4 separate regions of the Homo sapiens genome follow, and regions 1, 2 and 4 are each linked to region 3. Evidence: chromatin loops called from intact Hi-C (ENCODE). Cell type or tissue: endothelial cell of umbilical vein. All regions are shown on one strand. Region 1 overlaps EPS8 (EGFR pathway substrate 8, signaling adaptor). Region 2 overlaps PTPRO (protein tyrosine phosphatase receptor type O). Region 3 overlaps EPS8 (EGFR pathway substrate 8, signaling adaptor). Region 4 overlaps EPS8 (EGFR pathway substrate 8, signaling adaptor).

What was found. Peaks named below come from ENCODE experiments on the same cell type or tissue, not always from the same donor. Only the 100,000 strongest peaks of a DNase experiment are listed, where the experiment ranks them.
Region 1: it touches region 3 in a loop (4-fold over the local background); 6 of 110 quality-filtered maps call a loop at or near these places.
Region 2: it touches region 3 in a loop (5-fold over the local background); 11 of 110 quality-filtered maps call a loop at or near these places.
Region 4: a loop joins it to region 3, with 5 times the contacts of the local background. A loop is called at or near these places in 7 of 110 quality-filtered maps.

The regions. Positions count from the first base shown.
Region 1 is chr12:15,626,317-15,631,316 of GRCh38, reverse strand. The region is part of intron 18 of EPS8 (EGFR pathway substrate 8, signaling adaptor); the gene reads left to right. Among named protein-coding and RNA genes, the nearest start is that of EPS8, 160 kb to the left of the region's middle. RefSeq lists a cis regulatory region at 1,984-1,997 and an enhancer at 1,918-2,062. In endothelial cell of umbilical vein, no CTCF peak of the experiment used is centred here; DNase peaks (open chromatin) are centred at 2,016 and 2,656; H3K27ac peaks cover 3,113 bases.
Region 2 is chr12:15,597,575-15,602,574 of GRCh38, reverse strand. PTPRO (protein tyrosine phosphatase receptor type O) reads right to left here. Exons shown (of 27, transcript NM_030667.3): 27 at 4,244-5,000. Among named protein-coding and RNA genes, the nearest start is that of EPS8, 190 kb to the left of the region's middle. In endothelial cell of umbilical vein, no CTCF peak of the experiment used is centred here; DNase peaks (open chromatin) are centred at 2,764 and 3,014; H3K27ac peaks cover 812 bases.
Region 3 is chr12:15,698,665-15,703,664 of GRCh38, reverse strand. All of the region lies in intron 1 of EPS8 (EGFR pathway substrate 8, signaling adaptor), which reads left to right. Among named protein-coding and RNA genes, the nearest start is that of EPS8, 88 kb to the left of the region's middle. In endothelial cell of umbilical vein, no CTCF peak of the experiment used is centred here; DNase peaks (open chromatin) are centred at 1,864, 2,254 and 2,894; H3K27ac peaks cover 2,793 bases.
Region 4 is chr12:15,635,056-15,640,055 of GRCh38, reverse strand. The region is part of intron 17 of EPS8 (EGFR pathway substrate 8, signaling adaptor); the gene reads left to right. Among named protein-coding and RNA genes, the nearest start is that of EPS8, 150 kb to the left of the region's middle. In endothelial cell of umbilical vein, no CTCF peak of the experiment used is centred here; DNase peaks (open chromatin) are centred at 2,245 and 3,445; H3K27ac peaks cover 2,650 bases.

The DNA of each region.
Region 1 (5,000 bases), 72 kb after region 3:
CAAAGATTTTCACCTGGTTTCTCATCAGCTACGTAGTTCTGAGAAACAGGAAGTATTCTCTCCACTCTCTAATGCATGCCTTTCTACTCCTTTTCCAATCTGTTATGATAATTGAATGCAGACTCTGGAGCCAGACATCCTGGAATTTGTATACCAAAACAACACTTGCCAGCTTCCTGACCTTCAATGATTTAATTATCCTCTCAGCACTTCAATATCTAAAAAGTGGAGAAAAATAATAGTATCTGCTTCATAGGATAAGTGTGAGGATTTAATGAGATAATGCATAGAAAGCATCTACTTCAGTGCTTCTCAGCCAGGAGCGATTTTGTCTTCTTCTCCATCCTTCTGAGGACATTTGATATTGCCTGAAGACATTTTTGGTTGTCAAAACTGGGGGGATGCTACTGATGTCTAATGGGTAGAGACCAGGGACACTTAGCAACAATTACAATGCACAGGACAGTCCCCAGCAACAGAGTTATCTGGCCCAAAATATCAATGGTGCTGAGGTTGAAAACCCCTGACTGATTTTGACCCCTGTATGACACGTAATATGCAGTCACTAACTACATCCTGCTGTCGCCATCATCATCATCATCATAACCTTCCTACTTCTCTTCCTCTTGTTTGCTATTCACAGTAGCTGCACAATCACACTATGTTAATATAATCACCTGCCAATAGTAGTCTCAGATTTAGCCTCCAAATTCAAATTTCATGTGACTTACACTTCAGTGCCATATTTTCATAACTTGAAATTTGATGTTTCATATAAATGGTTTCTATGAAAACCATATTTAAGTAAACTAAAAAGACACTATGACCAACTTTGGATTATCCTTATTTGTATTATTGGTGAATAGCAGTGTAGATATTTTGAAAACTGAAGGTAGTTTTAAGATAAATTTTGTTTAACCTTGTAGTATATGGCATGTCAATTTAATCTCCAAATTTGGTGTTTTAAACGTATTATAAAGTTACTTGGCTTTACCTATACTTGATGTGTAAAAACTCTTGGAAAACCAGAGCTATGAAGATATTTCATATTTCCCCAATATGACAAAAGTATATGAAGTGTGTGTGTGTATGTGTGTGTGTGTGTGTGTGTGAGTGAGAGAGAGATAGAGAGACAGAGAGAGAGAGATGGATATCTATCTTTCCCTCAATGTGGGCCTCTCTTAGGGTTCTGCCTTCGTTTTCCACATAAACATACTTTTACTGTAGTTCATTCTATTTCCATTTCTTTCAATACTATTTATATTGTTGGGAAAAGAATGATTCCCAAATTAGTCATCGTATTAAAACTCATCTCTGACATCCAGATACCAGTATGGAACTATTAACTTTATAGCTGAGATTGGATGCTTTCTATTTATGTTCAAAACTAAATGGCTGAATCTTTCACTCCCATTTTCATCCTACTGTTTTTCTCACGTCAGTAAGTTATTGCCACATCTGTTCAGTTGTGGACATTCTTGATAAAATAAAAAATAAAAAAGACACTAAAACTATTACTATTTAACAATTCTAAAAATTCTGGTTAAATGCAATAAGCATAAGCCTACTTTTACTCATTAATTTTTCTCCCACGGTATGTCCAATTTAAATGACTGTCATATCTATCTTGCCAGGAAACTAAAGGAAAAATGAAGTTTTGGAAAAGTGATTAGCTCTTTCTGTACAGCAAAAACAACTGTGTGCGTGAGTGTGTAGAACCATAATAAAATAGAATATGCTACTAAGTTTTTAAAATTATGTGGAGTTTTTAAAAAGAGTTTTCTTTTTCAAATACACTAAAGACATAGTTTTAAGATGAGAAATTTCTATAAATATTTTTATTGAGTTCCCTAAGGAGAAAACTTCCTCTTAGAAATGACTGTTCTCTTCTTTATTCTTCCCACAAGTTTATAGCATTTCCCTCCGTAGAGACGTCAGCACAGTCATCTTTGACACGGTGGGACTCTTTATCCAGGCCTAGCTAGGATCAAAGTTCATCGGCCTCCAGTCCCCATTTGGAGCAGTGTGTGGGTTAGGACAGTCTGTTCTTTGTTCACGCTGAGAAACCAAGAATAACCTAGTGGGAAAGAGGCATAGTTTGCATACTTTTAAAGATAGAGAACTCTCCTGATAATTGTGACTCATCATGTTGAAGTCTGTTTTTCATAAGTAAAAGGGTGGCATTGGTGTATAAAATATAAACATCTCTCCCAAAATTAACACACATACTTGTTTCCTTAGAATATTAAAAATCTTACAATATATTTGCAACTTATGTAAGTTCCTTTTTAAAATATCTCAAAAATACAGTTTGGCATTAAATAAATATATTTCTTTTTATAAAACAAATATTTCTTGATAACTTTATTGCAGAACAGTTTTTCTCTGAATGAATGTTGGGGCTTAATGTTCTTTTAGAACCAGACAGTAGCACATATTTCAGTGTGTGTTTATTGATAGCCAAATTTCTCTCAAAATATGCCTACTCATCTACCCACATTCTCTGCTTACTGCCTAAACTTCTGGTAAAAATAAAATGAAAGGAACTAGGAAGTAAATACTCATAGAAATCTATCAAGTAGCAGCTATGAACAGGGGAAAAAAGCCAACATGCCTGTTTTTACAACGTAGCAAGTGGCAAGAGTGAAGCCCTTTTGTGGAAGTCTGTGTGTTGCCTATTCAAAATAACTGTGAAGCCTTGTGTCATAGAAGCTATTCAGGCTGTTTTATCGCAGGATCCCAAAAGGTTCTCCTTTTATCGCTTTTAAGATGCCAAACTTTAGTTGCTTTGTATTTCTCCCATTTCCTTTGAAATGGTAGTCCTTTTATTCGAATTTAATCTTTTGTAATCAGAGTGTTACTTTAGAAAGGTGTAAAGTTATTCTGGTTTGCTGTTGTGTGTTAGAACATTGGAAATGGAAAGCAAAAGCCCAGGAACATGTTAGGTGGAGGTTTTTTTGTCCTTCCTGGAAGAAAACTATGCTGTGGACTGGTGATGATTGATATACTGACTAAGTCAGCAGATGAGAAACCAAATCTTTTAGTGTGGTGATACATTTTATTTTTTATTCTTTTGAGATGCACTCATATGCTGTTTGACAGTTTGTTGTAGTGATTTTTTAAAAGGTAGCTAATGAAATGCACATAATGTATACTTAAATGTAACAATCAATAGTATTCTCTCTTACTCTCTCTAGCACCCCCTACTCCTCCCTCCCTCCCTCCCTCCCCTTTTCCCCTTTTTTGATTACTTCAAAAGATTTCCTAGATACTTGAGGCATTAAAAAAAATTAGACTGAAATAACACTAACTATTCACACTTTCCCTTATTTCCCAGGGGCACCAAACACTTTCTAAAACCCTTTCCCTAGGGGGGAAAAATCATAGAACATTGGTCACAAAAAGCTCCCTAAGTGACCAGGTTATTGTCACTTGCCAACTTAATTAGATTGTTCTTATTTCTTGAAAGTGAAAACAAACAACGAACATAATGTACCTATGTATATATACACACATATTTTAAAATACACAGACACATGATTCCCCTTCCTGTACTTTTATGCCTTTCCTATTTTTGTCATGACAGTATGTTCATATACACACACATCTTTTCCATTAGCATAAATGGCTAGGAAAAAGGAGTAGCTAGGGAAGTTAATCAAAGGTGATTTTAATGACTTTGGCTATAAAACAGCCCTCTGCTGAAAGTCAGAAGATCCAGTTCTAGCTAAATTATTCTACTAATTGAAATGTGACTTTGACAGATCATTTCTCTGTTTTTGGCCTTCATTTTCTTATCTGGTTATGTAAGGGGTTTGTACATGATGATTCTCAAAGTCTCGGTGAAAAAGTCAGCAGAATGCCTCATTCATTCATTTATTCAACAAGTATTTATTGAATTAAAGCACCGTTCCACGTATTAGGATATAGATGCAAGCAAAAAAGGGAAGCATCCTTTTTCTCCTCAGGCTTATATTTTAATGAAAGGAGGTAGGTTAAAAAACGATTAAGTTGGCTGGGCGCGGTGGCTCATGCCTGTAATCCCAGCACTTTGGGAGGCCAAGGTGGGTGGATCACGAGGTCAGGAGATTGAGACCATCCTGGCCAACAGGGTGAAACCCCATCTCTACTAAAAATACAAAAATTAGTTGGGCATGGGCATGGTGGCACACGCCTATAGTCCCAGCTACTCCATAGGCTGAGGCAGGAGAATCGCTTGAACCCAGGAGGCGGAGGTTGCAGTGAGCCAAGATTGTGCCACTGCACTCCAGTATGGCAACAGAGTGAGACTCTTTCTCAAAAAAAAAAAGATGATAGACAAAACTATCTATCAAGAAGGTGGTAAGTGGTTTGGAGACTAATAAAACTATGTGGATAGAGAGTGCTTTTGGGGAGGGATTGCAGTTTTATATACATCAGGGGAAATAGAAAGGTGGGGAGGAGTAAGCTATGTGGAGATGCGGGGGAAAGCATTCCAGACAGAGCAGACTAGAGTGGCCTTTAAATTTGAAGAGCACCAAGGGAGCCATTGGGAGCAAGAGTGAAGGGCTCCAGAAGAGTTGTGGAGTGGCTTTAGAGTGGTGGAGGTCTTGTAGGGCCTTTTACTGGGAGTAATTAGGATCACTTGGGAATGTTTTGAGCAGAGGGGCTGCAACATCTGACTTGCATTTTTTTTTTTTTTTTTTTTTTGAGACGGAGTCTTGCTCTGTTGCCAGGCTGGAATACAGTGGCGCTATCTTGGCACACTGCAACCTCCGCCTCCTGGGTTCAAGAGATTCTCCTGCCTCAGCCTCCCGAGTAGCTGGGGCCACAGGCACATGCCACCACGCCCAGCTAATTTTTGTATTTTTAGTAGAGACTGGGTTTCACCATGTTGGCCAGGATGGTCTCGATTTCTTGACCTTGTGATCCGCCTGCCTCAGCCTCCCAAAGTGCTTGGATTACAGGCATGAGCCACCTAGCCTGACTTACATTTTAAAAGAATCACTTAGTTGTTATAC
Region 2 (5,000 bases), 100 kb after region 3:
TTAACTTTTTCTAGTTTAAACTGCCCTTTGAACTTTTTGGTGCTCTTAGAACTGAACAAAAATATTTCGTGTCAGCTGGCTTTGAACTGTGACCATGGCCCTGGAACGCACCAGGACACGCACAAAATGTAAAGGATTGGGTTGCCCAGCATCACTCCAAACACCAAGCCTCATGGGCTCCTGTATGTGTGAGCTTTTGTTGATGTGAAACCACTTTGGGGTATATTGTTAATAGGAATCCAGGAGTCTGATTCAGAGGCAATGGCCTAGTGTAAGGGTAAGAAGTTCTAGTGGGTGTCCTGAGTCATGGTCTTATGATGGGGTGTGAAAAGCAATGACAACCAAAAGATCAGGAGAGATCTAACCTGGAGGAAAACAACTTATAAAGAAGAATTCATATATTTCTGTTAAAAAGTTTATTTATTAAAGGAACCATTATTGCTTTTGTGGCCTTTCCTGAACCCTTGTTTTGCATTGTGGGTTTACTTTGCTCTGCACTGCTTCATCTTTAACTGTCTTCTGGGAATTTTACTGGGCAGTCACACACCATTGCTCTGAAAACTTCCTATTGTAACTTAGATGGAACATTGTTGTAAAGGTTATCCTTGTGCTGCCATATTAGTTAAGGGCAGGTTGATTGCTGTAACTGACAATGACCAAGTTTCAGTGACAATGCAATAGAAATCTATTTCTTGATCACATAATGGGCCAATGCTACCAGATATCCCTGCCCCAAGTGGTGATTCAGGGACCCAGAGTCCTCCTATCTGTGGCACCACCATCTGTGTTGGGGTAGAGGAGAGGGAGAGAGAGAAAGAGACATACACACATTCACAGTCACACACACACAGAGAGAGAGAGACAAGAAAGAAGAGGGGTGGGGGAGGGTGGAATGGAAGGTTGCTCCTGGGTAATTTTCATGGTCCAGAGGCCAGGAAGCACACATTCCATTGCCCAGAACTCTGCAAAGGGTCTTGAAAAGTAGTCCCAGTATGCTCTGTTAGGTTTGCAGTAAGAGTAAATCCACTAGATTCTGCTGAGTGATACATGAGCTGGAGCTGTTTGTGGACATCTTAAGAGAAATGGTCCCCTTGGAAGGTGCCAAGAAGAATAGGTTCAGAAGGCAGGGTGGGAGGATTAGTCATCCATATGGGCCCCAGTGACTGATGCATACTGGGTGTTTCATGTTTGCTGAATGAGCAATGAATGTTCCTCTTTAGTATTGCTTAATGTGGCCCTATAGTTATTAGTACTTTAATATAGTAGTATAGTGTTTCCTGACCCTTCTAGAAAAAAAAGATCACCTATCCTTCCCTTGGACCTATATTGGATACTTTTTGTGTTTCTATCACGGTGTCTGTTACACTTTGTTGCCCTTATTTTTACTTCTGATTTCCCCTATTAGAATGTAAACTAGAAGCAAGAATCTTGTTGCATCCATCTTCATAGCCATAGCCCCTTCTACGGTGCCTGGCATGAAAGGTTCAATAAATAAATGATTTTCTTAGAAGGTTAGAGATTTACCATTTCTCAAATTGAATGTCTGCCCTCTATATTAAACACATTACCTGGAGATGAATCTATTAATTCCATCCTACTGCACTTTATCCATGCTAAGTATGAACGAGAAACAGCATGAAGTTGTGGGGGAAAAGGTTTAGGGCTGGGCAGAGCTGGCCGGGAATCCTGCTTCTGCCACTTTCTAACCCTGTAGTTGTAATTTAACTACGCTGCCTCTTCACCTTATTGTCTCTCAACTTCGTCACCTGGGAAATGAGTATTCTCACTTCCTAATGATGTTTTGAAGTTGAGGATATGAACATAAAGGGATTAGCACATTAGAAAGAAACCCCCATTGCTCCCTGAGTCAGGTGCCATCTCCTTTGCTGCCAAGTGAGAAGCCAGTCCGGTATTCAAAGCAGCCACAGAACCTGATCTTTTTTTTTTTTTTCCAAGATGGGGAAGTAGATTTGGGCTTCAAGCCTATGCCCATGAGGGGCACAGACTCATACATTCTTAATATTAGTAAGGTCCTTGGATGTGTAAACAAAAGAAAAAATGCTTTGCTACCTTAGAAGCAATTCCTCCCTCTAAAAGTGTTCTGTAGAAAAGAATTAGCCATCCACCAGGAACACGGTGGAGGAGACTCTTGTTATGAGCAGGAGGGCAGGACTAGTTTGGTGACTCTCATCAAGCAAGAGCGATCATGTCAGGCTTTCTAGTGGTTTATGAGTAAAAAAACAATGAACATTTGTTGTTTCTGTTATATAAGCCATTGAGGAAAATATTGAACATCATTAAATATGATGGCTGGTGAGTATGTCCAGAAGATATGTTGACGAAGTTTTGGAAGATATAAATAAAAATGTTGAAAAAGACTTGGCTAAGGCTTTCTTGAACATTCCAACAACAGTATTAAAACTGATTATATAGCCTATTTTTAAAAGCCTTCATATTTGTGCTTACCATAGGGCCTAGCATATTGCAAGTGGTCAAGAAACCTTAGATGGATTGATTGAGTGATTCCTACAATATGATTAGATAAACACACATTTGTTGACTGAGTGATTCAATAAATGACTTCCTTTACTCCAGATTTAATAGCCCCAGTTTTCCCAGGTTTTGTTATCATAACCTGTTATTTCTCCACATTTCCGGTGGTTCTAGTGACAATGTCTGGACAGCCTTCAGTCTGTTCATGACCCTCCTGTAATGCAACTCCCAGAGTTAAACCTTATACTTCATCTTTAATCCAGTGACCCACCAGGAAAAGGCCTTGTGATAATCACCAGATAAAACTAAAAGCAAAAAATCTTACTGTTCTGGAAGGCCAGGGGTCAGAGATGTCACAGCTGAAATTTCCTTCAAATGGTTCCAAATGAGGCTATTAAAAGTCAGGGGTGGAAGTCTGCAGGTTTTGCATGTTATATTTTGTTGCTTTATAACCCCTTTGGCCAAAGTGAATGTTATAATCAGCGATGGGCATGACTCTCAGACTTCATCGCTGTGCCAAGTACCAGACTAGAGATCTGTGAGCTAGGAAGCGAGCCAGCTATTTGAAGCACATTACATCAGACATTTCCTGAGGTGTAAAGGAAGGCCTCCTTGCTAGAAAGCAGGGAGAATTTTGGCTCTTAGAGGTTGGACTCAGTAACTTTAACTCCTTGGCTAAGGGCCAATCCTCTAGCAAGCAGCTATCAAGTAGCCTGCAGAAAATTCAAATCCAAAGCATCTGATCCTGCTTTGCCTGTTGACACCACAGCCTCATTTGAGAGCTGTGTCACCTTTTTGGGAGTAGGAACAGCTTTTAGGAAAGGAGAGACATTATAAAATCTGACATTAAAAAAAAGTAGTAACTTTTCTAGTTTTACATTTTGGAGGCAATGTTGTCTTTACAGTGGGAAATTGTAGACCCCGAATTAAAATGCTTTTCCAAAAAATGCTGTCATCCATCACTTTTTTCAAGTTAAACGAAATCATCATATGAAGTAATGGATATACTGCTGTCAACTATTACATTTATTAATTAGATCCTAATGGTAGTTTCTCAATTAACTTCATAAATTATCTTTTGCAGCCAAGGAATTTGATCTCAATAGCCCTCAAGGCCTGGTGTGGTGGCTCACACCTGTAATTCCAGCACTTTGGGAGGCTGAGGTGGGGGGGTCACCTGAGGTCAGGAGTTTGAGACCAGCCAGGCCAACATGGTGAAACCCTGTTTCTACTAAAAATACAAAAAATTCGCTGGGCGTGGTGGCACGCACCTGTAATCCCAGCTACTCAGGAGGCTGAGGCAGGAGAATCGCTTAAACCTGGGAGGTGGAGGTTGCAGTGAGCCAAGGTCACGCCATTGCATCAATACACCCCAGCCTGGGCAACAGAGAGAGGATCTGTCTCAAAAAAAAAAAGAAAAAAAAAATAGCACTCAAAATGAAATGTTTTGTAACGCTCAAGTTTTTAGATCTTTTTGTGTGCCATACAGGCTATTATGAACACATGCACTAAGGCCCCTGTGTTCTTTTAGAACAAAGCATTACTCAAATGAATTTTAAAAACCCTAGTTAATAATACAGAGGCTCTGGAAGCCTCCCTTCTGAATGCTTAAAGTTGGGTCCTGGTGTGGAAACAGAACTGGTTAGAGTAGCCTTACGGAACATACATGAGAGAACAAGACACAAAGCACCTTTGGGTCAATTATCGTATCTGATACTTCTTATACCTGTTGCAAGATATGGAGTTATGATTAGGTCATTCTTCAGTTTATTAACTGAGACCCAGGAGAGATAATTCCAAAGTCATTATCAGGATTAAACAAGTCTTTTGACAGACTGATGCCTTTTCCATCATAAACTCTACAAACTGAAGAGCAACAGTGTTCCAGAGAACAGTGTGACCTTCCTGTAGTTTTGACTCTAAGCCTTCAGTCTAAACTCTGGATACTTCCTCTTTCCTTTTGGGAAAATTGATCTGGCACTATTTGATCCCTACCTTGAAAGGGTGCTCAAGAAAAACATAAAATATTTATGAAGTGCTTTGTTTCATGGGAAGCAATGTTCCAGGATGCAAAACTTCTGTATGCTCTGAGCAGCAGTGTTGGAAACGTACTTCAGCTTACCATACATTGTATCAGCTCTTCCAAGGTTGCACATTTCACTCCTGACTGCCCATGTGTGAAAATCTAAGAATGTCACACATCCCTTTGCCACCTTTCATTAACCATGTTTGTTCCTGAGAATGGTGCGACACATTATTAAAATGTCCAAAAAGGGAAATAAAGGAGTCGGGGGTGAGAAGAAGAGGAGGAGGTGGTAGCAGGGAGGTGAGTAGGAACTGACAACCCCTGAGGAGCCCAAGCTGTTAACCTGCAGGGTATGGGCATCCTCTGCCATTCACCCTGCAAGGTGAAACTGAGACTCACTGGCCAGATCTTGCAAGAAACTCTGCCAAGGTCTGCCATGGCCAAGCCTTTTCAGTGACAAGAGACGGTGGGGTGCAGAGCT
Region 3 (5,000 bases):
ACCATCTCCTAAAAGATTAAGTCCAAATTCCTTTATATGCTCTACAAGGCCCCTCACAATCTGGCATCAAGCTTTTCTTCATCACATCTTCTTTTCATATATTCTGTATTGCAGCCACACTGAATATCTCACTATTCCCTGAAATTCATGTCCTTCCATATCCTTTGTATATGTCTGGAATGTTCTCTAATTACCTGTACCTGTACCAACTGGTGCACTCCTCACTGTCTTTCAAGACCTGATGTTACTGTCTCTTCCTATATGAAACCTACAAGCAGCTTCCATAGGTAGACACTTTCCTAGTACATTGTTCATACAGTAATAACATTTACTAAAATGCATTGTAATTATCTGTTTGTATATCTATCCATCTTGCTGAACTGAATGTTCCCAGAGGAGAGAAAGTATGTTTATTATATGTCATCATGCAAAGCACAATACCTTGTAGGCATAAATGTCCAAAAAATACCAAATGAACTTATTTTTCTTTATTTATTTTTATTTTTATTTATTTTTTGAGACGGAGTCTCGCTCCATCACCAGGCTGGAGTGCAGTGGCGTGATCTTGGCTCACTGCAACTTCCACCTCTTGGGTTCAAGCGATTCTTGTGGCTCAGCCTCCCGAGTAGCTGGGACTACAGGCACACGCCACTGCACCCAGCTAATTTTTGTATTTTTAGTGGAGATGGGGTTTCACTATGTTGGCCAGGATGGTCTCAATCTCCTGACCTTGTGATCCACCCACCTCGGCCTCCCAAAGTGCTGGGATTAAAGGCCTGAGCCACCGCGCCCAGCCTCGAATGAACTTATTATGTGGTTTTGCTCACTCTATTGAATGTTTACCTTTAATAACCATTACGTGCATAAGCTAGAATTCCTTTCATAATTTCACTATTATTAATATACTGGATATATATGTATTGGATATAGGTAAAATATTAAGCATGCAATTTTTTTCTTCATATTTATATATTGTATTGGATATGTGTTTTGGATATAGGTAAAAATATTAGGCATGCAATTTTTTTCTTCATATTTAATATACTGGATATATGTTTTAGAGATAGGTAAAAACATTAAGCATGCATTTTTTTTCTTCAGTAGTTTGCTGCTGCTCTATGAAGATTTCCAGACACTGATCTCATAGACATTCATACATTACCCCAGAGTCCTCTTATCCTAGGAGAAAGTATCTCATAATCCACACTTAAATGTTAATGACATAATACATTATTACTCCCAGAAGTGTTTGTAGTTTAAAAGTGCTTCCTATGGATGAAAATGCTTAACTCAAAAGAATGAATTAATTTCCAGTGCTAGAATTTTATTCACCTTGTCGCCTGTGTAAACGATAGATTTTAAGGAAATAGGATGATACTCTCTCAACCCTAAAATCACACTGGACAGGCAGGCTTCCAAGAGCACCTCTGAATCTTTAGCATCTCCAGAGTGGTGTTAACAGGGGGAATATATTCTGTTTCCTTAGGCTGCTGCTCTAAGCACTTTGCCCTTTTGGAATAAATTTGTTCTTCTTATACTGCCTCCTAATAATCTGCACGGCAGAGAAATGTGGTTTATCTCATGGTGCTTAGCCTGACTCACAAACTACTTAAGAATTTCTTTTTCACATGTGTAGTCATTTAATATTTAAACTAGTTTCCATGAACCAGTTATAAATATGAGTGAATACTTATTAGCTGACTTGACATCTAAAAGGATGTCTTTCTACTGAAAGCAAAATATTGTAAGAGTCAGATGTTTGAACTCTTTTTAGTCTAGATTACTCAAGAGGAAACAAACAGCAAGATCCCATTTAATTGCTTGTTATTTTGAAGAAGGAAATGTTATGTTATTTTTCTTCCCCTAAGGGCCGTGTCCAGGGCAGTATCATTTTGGTGTTTTTATAGGTCTGTGAGATATTTCCAATGTTTCGAAACTAAAAAACAAGTGAGATTGACATAAATGTATCTGGACAGTGTAATGTTTCAAAGCTTATCCAAGTAGTTGTTCTTTCAGATTGAAGACTTGGTATTATTTGTACTAAAGTCCTATTGATATAATTAGTTACATTAAAAATTTTAAACTAATGGATGAGAAGGACATACCTGAATCCAGGCATGGATTATGTAGATGTGAAATGTTAATACATATCTGTATATGTGTAATTGTGTGTGTGTGTATGCTTAAGTGTGTTTAAGTTACTATCAAGTATTCTAAAGGGGGATGAGTCACACATACAGACATAGCATAGAAACTGAGTTTGGGCTTTTGTGTTGGTCTGCCTGTGTCTGAGGCTTTACCATGTACTAACTGTGATACTGAGCAAGGCACTTCTGTGCCCCAGTTTCCTCATCTGTAAACTAGAGATAAAAGTAGTACCTGCCTTTTAGAGTTATGCTTATCAATTGAATTAATGCATGCAAAGAACTTACAACAACGTTTGACACATATATGGATTTAATAAGTGTTATTGTTTTTGTAAATTATTATTAAATATTGGTGACACAGTTGATTCAGAGAGAGAAAAGAATTACCTTTTAAAAAAGTGACTATTTTGAAGCCAAAGATATTAGTTAATTTAGCAGATTGAAGTCATAAGGTTGTTTATCATTAAGAGACTATGGTATAAAGATGGACACAGGTAGGTAGTAGTTTATTCTTTATAATATACCTTACATTACCAATTTTTGACTATTTTTAAAGTCTCCTTTCTCCTGACCGTATGTTTATGAAAATGTTCTTTACTTTGAAACCTGGCTGGGTTTAGAAAATATATGTCCTTTGTCTATTTTGTGATAGACTTCAATTTTGTCTAATCAGTGTTTGAAAGAAATGGCACTTGTATGGACTTCCTTCCAAGAAAAACATTGGGTGTTTCAGGAAGTGGTCTTGGTGAGTCAGAGCATAGTACTTTTTCCTCTGAGTCAGTTTTGAACCTCCTTGATATAAATAGGCATGCTTTTACCAAAAGTTCTGCTTTTCACATGTTAAAATCATCATTGATACATGGCTACACTAAGAGCAGTGCCTTCATTGGTTTTTCTGCTCAGTTGGCATTGAGGCTCTTTTATCTAATTGTGACTGTAGAAATTCTGTGGAATAAATTTCTTTTTAAATTTTCAATTTAATTCTATACTTCTAAATTAGTTTCTGTTTTCACACCAATTTTGCTTCAGAAAGGAGTGGAGTCAGGTGACCAGTTATGTAAATTTTAGAGGAATTTATATTGGTGATAATATACACTTTAATCATTAGAATTCTATGACTTCTCTTTTAGCCCACACATATAACTCTTTATAGCACAATTTCAGTTCAGGGATTATTTTGCAAAAGACTGTACTAGTTTGCCACACCTCAGAATTGTTTAGAAGATAGAAAAGAATACGTTAGAGTGGTTCTTCATAACCACATTAAAAAACATTAAACATGATAAATAATTGCCAATTGACTAGATATTGTTAACGTTGAGTTGGTTAGGGAAGAGTTTCTTTTTTTGTTGTTGTTGTTTTTGAGATGGAGTCTCATTCTGTCCCCCAGGCTGCAGTGCAGAGGCATGATCTCAGCTCACTGCAACTTCCGCCTCCTGTGTTCAAACAATTCTTGTGCCTCAGCCTCCAGAGTAGCTACGACTACACGTTGTGTAGCACCACGTCCGGCTAATGTTTGTGTTTTTAGTAGAGATGGGGTTTCACCATGTTGGCCAGGCTGGTCTTGAACTCCTGACCTCATGATCTGCCCACTTTAGCCTCCCAAAGTGCTGGCATTACAGGCGTGAGCCACCGCACCTGGCCTAAGGGAAGACTTTTAAAAAGGGGTGGGAATTGAGGAATTGAGAAATTGCTAGATGGGAAGTATAAAGTAGTGGAAAGGGCATTTAGGGTAAGAATAGACACTTAAAGTTGGGTCAGTCAAGATATGCTCAGGACAGTGGTGGGAATGAGGGTTTATATGTAGGAGTATTTGAGAGAATATGGATTACTGGAAAAATTATGTAAGCCAAAATTATGGTCGAGCCTCGAATGGTACACTAAAGTTGTATGTGTGACTACATAGTTGGTAACATTGTTTAATTGTCATATATTTCTCTTGAGTTGTAATTGGTTGAATACAACTGGTTTTTAGTGAATTTCATTTTATAACTAGTATTTAAAGAAAACTTCTCTATTTCTCTTAAATATATGATCCTGCAGGAAAATAAAGGAACTGAGAGATATAGATGTCAAATGATCTGTGTGTGCTTTTGCATATAATCCTCATAACAATCATTCTCATTTTACAGGTGAGTAAACCGAAGCTGAGATAGGATAATGACTTGTCTAAGGTCACAGAGAGATGTTAGTCAGGATTTACACTTAGGGCTGCTCATCTTCATACTATTTTCTTTTCACTATGGCAAAATACCACAATAAAAGCTCTGGGACATACTCAGTAAGTTTTTATTATTTCCAATAGCTGTGAAAAAGCAACTCAAAGGTATTTTTCTTCTGAACAGAAGTATTATTTTCTTTTAGGAATAGGTCTTTGGACTCTAGGAAACTGCCTTGTGGGTAAGCTTGCTCTCCTCCTCTTGGGGAGCAGTTTTCTGTAAGGTTTGCAGGGGCAGTCACATCGGTGGAGGGATCATTTGTAGGTTGTGGTGAGCCATGCTGTGGATCATCTGTCCTTTGCCCATTTATATTAGTAGATTGATGGTCATTTACATTTTTTCAAATCTGAAGCATCTGGGCCTTGATTAGTTGGAATCTTTGATTTTCATTCTTGACATATACAACAATTACAAGAATATGCTACATTGTTTTATTCTATTTCCTTCATAATGGGGAAGCAGTCATGTGGCTCTTGGCAAAACTGACCTTGCCTGAGGTTTCAACAGAGGCAGTTGAGATTAAACACCATTCTTGTAAACACTGAATCTCCTATCTCCTAAATTTCAAACTGGCATCCTGGAAAAATTTCTTTGTTAGGATCTGGAATTGAACAGCTCAGTTCTTAGGAGGGCA
Region 4 (5,000 bases), 64 kb after region 3:
CTCATTCACCCTAACATCTGAATTAACTTGCTCTTAAACTCCGGAATTTTAGACCTGTGCCAGGCTCTCTAGAGTTAGGTCTGTAAACAAAGACAGAATGGATGGACTCTCTCAGGTACAGCCAGTGAACCTGGGGTGGCTTCTCATTCCCCCAGAAAGAACTCTTTTAATTTTCAAAGTCTCGAGAAAAAGATCACATCTGACCTCATAATAATGTCATGAATTTGAGTAGAAGCTGCGTAGAATATGCAGTGAAATAGTTAATTTTTATGCCAGATCTAGGCTTAAAAAAATACAGATTGTCCAAAGCTGGAATTGTGGTCATACTTCTGCTGCCGTGACAATTTATTTCAGTACTTTTGGCTCCTCATGACATTCATGCCTGGTGTCAGTCCTGTGCTTATCCAGAGGGACTTGGCCTTACTAGAATCCATGAATCAAGCAAACATTCAAAATAAAGAATTTGTGTATAGTTTCTCTATCTCGGTAACTTAAAGTGATGGCAATGGAAATTATTTGCTGTGTTATGTTTTGGCTGGCCTCATGTGCATATATATATTATGTACTTATTTTATGTTCATCATTTGTCATTAGCTGTTGATGCCAAAGAAGGAGTTTGAGTTATTCAAGGTATGGTCTCCTCCATTTCCCATGGGTTTTTGAAGTGAATTTTCTTAGTTTTTATACCTTTTTCTTTTCTTAGTTCCTACTTTTCTGAGTTTAATATCTGTTTACCTAATATAATATATGCTTCTGTCTGGTTCATGAATACCAGTTCTTCATTTTCTTTCCCATAGAGGTAGTATATGCTTGAAACCTATACTTAAAATAATGGTAGAGTACATACCTTTGGGCTATATCAACTAATTTTAATATGCAGGTCATGGTAAGCTATGAGAAGCACTATTCATAAAGGATATCCCTGATCCCCATATGTGAGCAAAAGGCAAGAGTTTATATTTTAAGTTTTGAAAACAATTATCCAAATTTGTTTTATTTGTGTGTGTGGTTGCTAGGAATAAGCAAACTGCGATAAAATAAAAAACATGCAAATAGTATGAATTCTATAATAGGAATTTTCTCCTACCTGATATTCCTGAAAAGTTTAATATCTCTTACCTTTTGCTGTTTACTGTTCAGTCTTGTCTTTTTCTTTAATTCTGATTCTTGGCTTGAGCCATAAGTTGACTTTTCTGTTTAAAAGGTTGCTTCTGTCTAAAACTGAACCAAAACTATTAATATATATCATACGCAGGGAAAGTATTTTCAGAGAATGTCAAACCTATTCCTCCTTTCTTAAACAGAACCTCATCTTTTATTTTTGTCAACTTTGGCACAACCCAAGAAATGTTTTTAAGAGTTCACAAGTTTCAGGAGTTTGTTTTGCTACTTTATGTAAATAGAAACTTGTGGTTCTTATAGGGATTGCCTATTTGGCTATTTCGTTTTAAACTTTTCAACACTATCCTACTCTCTTCTTAAAAATTCGGGTTGCAACTACAAATGTAGTGGTGTGTGTAGAAATGTGTACAGAAGCTTTCTGTGTGTATGCAGAAGCGTATGCTGTTCAGGTTGAGGGCCCTACTTTGAAAATGTATTAAAAACAATCTGCTTTTTAACACCTCCTGAAAATTTTGGGCTGAGCTCAACAAAACCACTAAGACCTTGTAAAATTTTAATAAGCAAGCTTCACAGTCTGCTTTGCTATCTGCTATCTGGCATAAATCCTACTCTAAAAGGATTCCTATTCTCAAAACATTTATAATATATTCTTTAAAAAAAGAATAGAGTAAAATGGAAAAGAAAACATCCTTGGAAATATGTGCCAGTCATTTTTCTATCTCTACAACAGTAGATACCCATATCTACTGTTTCATATCTCTACAACAGTAGATACCCATATCTACTGTTTTATATCTCTACAACACCAGATACCCATATCTAAAATATCTAAGGAAGAATCCTGCAACTTATTTCAGAATGATAATTAAGATACCACCATATTTATGTAGATTCCACTGATCCTAATACCCTAACCTTATAAAACTCAACTGGATTACAATTTTATGTCTTACTCATCTTTTTATTCACTCATTCCACAAATACATATTGAGTACTGGCATCTCACACACTTGGTAAAAAGAACAATAGAAAGCCTAGCGCCGAGCAGATCCTTCCCGAAAGCCTGCATGAGTCCACAGGTCATCTGCCATGGCTTTGCTCCTTCCTGCATGCTTGCTGTATCAAGAGCAGCGTGACCCTCTTTCTCCTCCTCAGATATGGCCCACACATTTGTTTTCTCTTCCATCTGTCTCTTTCATCCAGTGATATCAAAACTTTGAAGAAATATAAAGAAACTTTAACAAAAATATTTTAGATTCCTGCACCATGCTGCCAAAAGGAAGCAATGATTCATTACTTAAATTTGCTTCACATTCACAGAAAACAACATTCACAGATACTCCTCTCTAGAGAAGATATGCCCGTGGCCAGTGCTCATGCTGTGCCAGGCATTGTTTGAGCACTTCGCAAATCCAAATTCATTTGATTCCCACAACAACCTTGTGAAGGAGGCACATTTTTTTGTAGGAAACTAAGGTGTAGGAGAAATAATTTGCCCAGATTTATACAGCTGTATGAAGCCAGGATTGGGCCCCAGCACTCTGGATCCAGAGCCTGTGCTGTGTTGCATTCTGCTGTTCTAGAGAATAGTGATTATAAAAGGTTCTCATTTCGGGTGGGCACAATGGCTCACGCCTGTAATCCCAGAACTTTGGGAGGCCGAGGCAGGCAGATCACTTGAGGTGAGGAGTTTGAGACCAGCCTGGCCAACATGGCAAAACCCTGTCTCTACTAAAAGTACAAAAATTACCCAGGCATGATGGCACACACCTGTAATCCCAGCTACTCAGGAGACTGAGGCAGGAGAATCGCTTGAACCCAGGAGGCAGGGGATGCGGTGAGCCGAGATTGTGCCACTGCACTCCAGCCTGGCGACAGAGCGAGACTCCGTCTCAAAACAAGAAGAAAAAGAAGAAAAAACAAAGATTGTCATCTCTTTTTGTATAAACCCATAGTTTTTCTCTGTATTAATGTTTAAAGTGATATTTTCTCAGAATAGCTTTACTTTGCATTATACTGTGATAAAAGTTGATCTGATCAGTCACAATCCTTGGAATTTGATTTTTGCTTTATGTATCCATTCACTGGATTTCATGGTATTGTTCATTATTTTATAATTTAGGAAAATAACCCAAATTATATGATTTACTTAGAATAGGACATTTTTGTAAGTGGTGGAAATAAGGGAATTAGATGTAAACTATTTCCATGCAACATCTGTGAGTCACCAAATACTTAAAAAAAGGGACAGTCATGACTCTTATTTTTATACCCTTACATTTCCTATAAAGACATATATATAAATAATGGCAGTTTCTGGGTGAAGGGCACAAGTGCAGCTCTTGCCTATTGTTCACACACTTTTTATCAGAGATTCTGTTCTGATGACAGGGATGCTCATACCAGGCAGTGAATAGGTGTTGAATTGCCACCTGGTGTCCCTGAGAGTCTAGGCTATTTAATATCCTCACATTTGAAGTGATTTTTAACAGCTCTGTAAAGACAACCATTCCCACCTAATGTATTTCCCCCATGGCTTCAGCAAAGTTTTAAACATAAAAGAGAAAGTAATAAAAATTTACAAAAGATATTGACACAAAAGATTGAATAAACCACAGAGAAAAGGAAGTAAATGCTGAGGAGAGATTATGGAGAGATAACATGTCTTGATAAAAATGTTGTAGAGCATTCCAAGGCTTTGTAGTATTTTAGCTGGGCAGCAGATGGACATCCAGGGTTCTTTCTCCCCACCTGGAAGCTACTTGCCACATAAAGTTTCCTGATCTTTATTTTGACTTGATTCTCTGACCTCTAGCCCTGTGACTGCTCGTCTGCTAGAATTACCCTTTTGCCCATTTAAATTTGCAAGGTATATGCCAAGAGCAGAAACCACCTCCTCCCGTGATGTTATTTATTATATATCCAATGGACTGACTAAAGAAGTCTTTCATATATTCTTAATTATTATCTATGCGTTTATTATTGTTATAGGTATTCTTACTCTACCAAGATGCAAGTAATTATGAATGTCCAGTCTCTGTGGTCACGTGAATTCAACAAAACGTTTCCCATATTCTTTATTGTCTAGCAAGAGATACTGTAATATGATACTGTGTGAAAAGCCCCAATCTAGGTATTGGTAGGTGAGGGTTCTAGTCCTTAAAGAGAGCATTTTATTTTTCTGTGTTCCAATTTGCTTGGTCATGAAATAGAAGGAGTCAGTTATGTGATCTCTACAATCCAGTCTAGGTATAAAATCTTCTCATTCATTATATACATGTTTAAATCACCCTAAAATAAAAGTGGAAATGTTTTGTACAGGTGACTACTAAACCGCTAACACTACTAATTTCAGCCTATGTTATTAGTGCTCTGTTTTTTAAGCTCAGTACAGACATTTAGCTACTGCTGGATAGAGTGACGATTTTACCAAAGATGGCTTATATTCTTCCAGCCAGGCCAACCTCCTGATAATATTCAGTTCTTCAAAAGTGTTTTTTAAAAATTAATATCAGAAGACTCTGCTCATTAATTATAGGCATGGTTTTTAGACAAAGATGTTTACTTTTTATTCTGTCACATGTATTGACATTTTCCCAGAGACTTCTTAATGATAATTTGAATAATACCCACTATAAATATATATATGTGTTTTTATACATATATAAAGTATTGATAATTACTGTCTGACATGCACATGTACATAATTTTATTAAATGTTCTATGTTCAGGCTGCTTAGAAAGTTTGAAACTAAAGCTCATTACAATCACACGATAATGCATGCAGTATTACCTTCTGTAAAATCAGCTAATTAAACAAGAATAACTCTTACATGTAATGCATTCTAATTGTATTCTTTATGAGCAATAGGAATAAA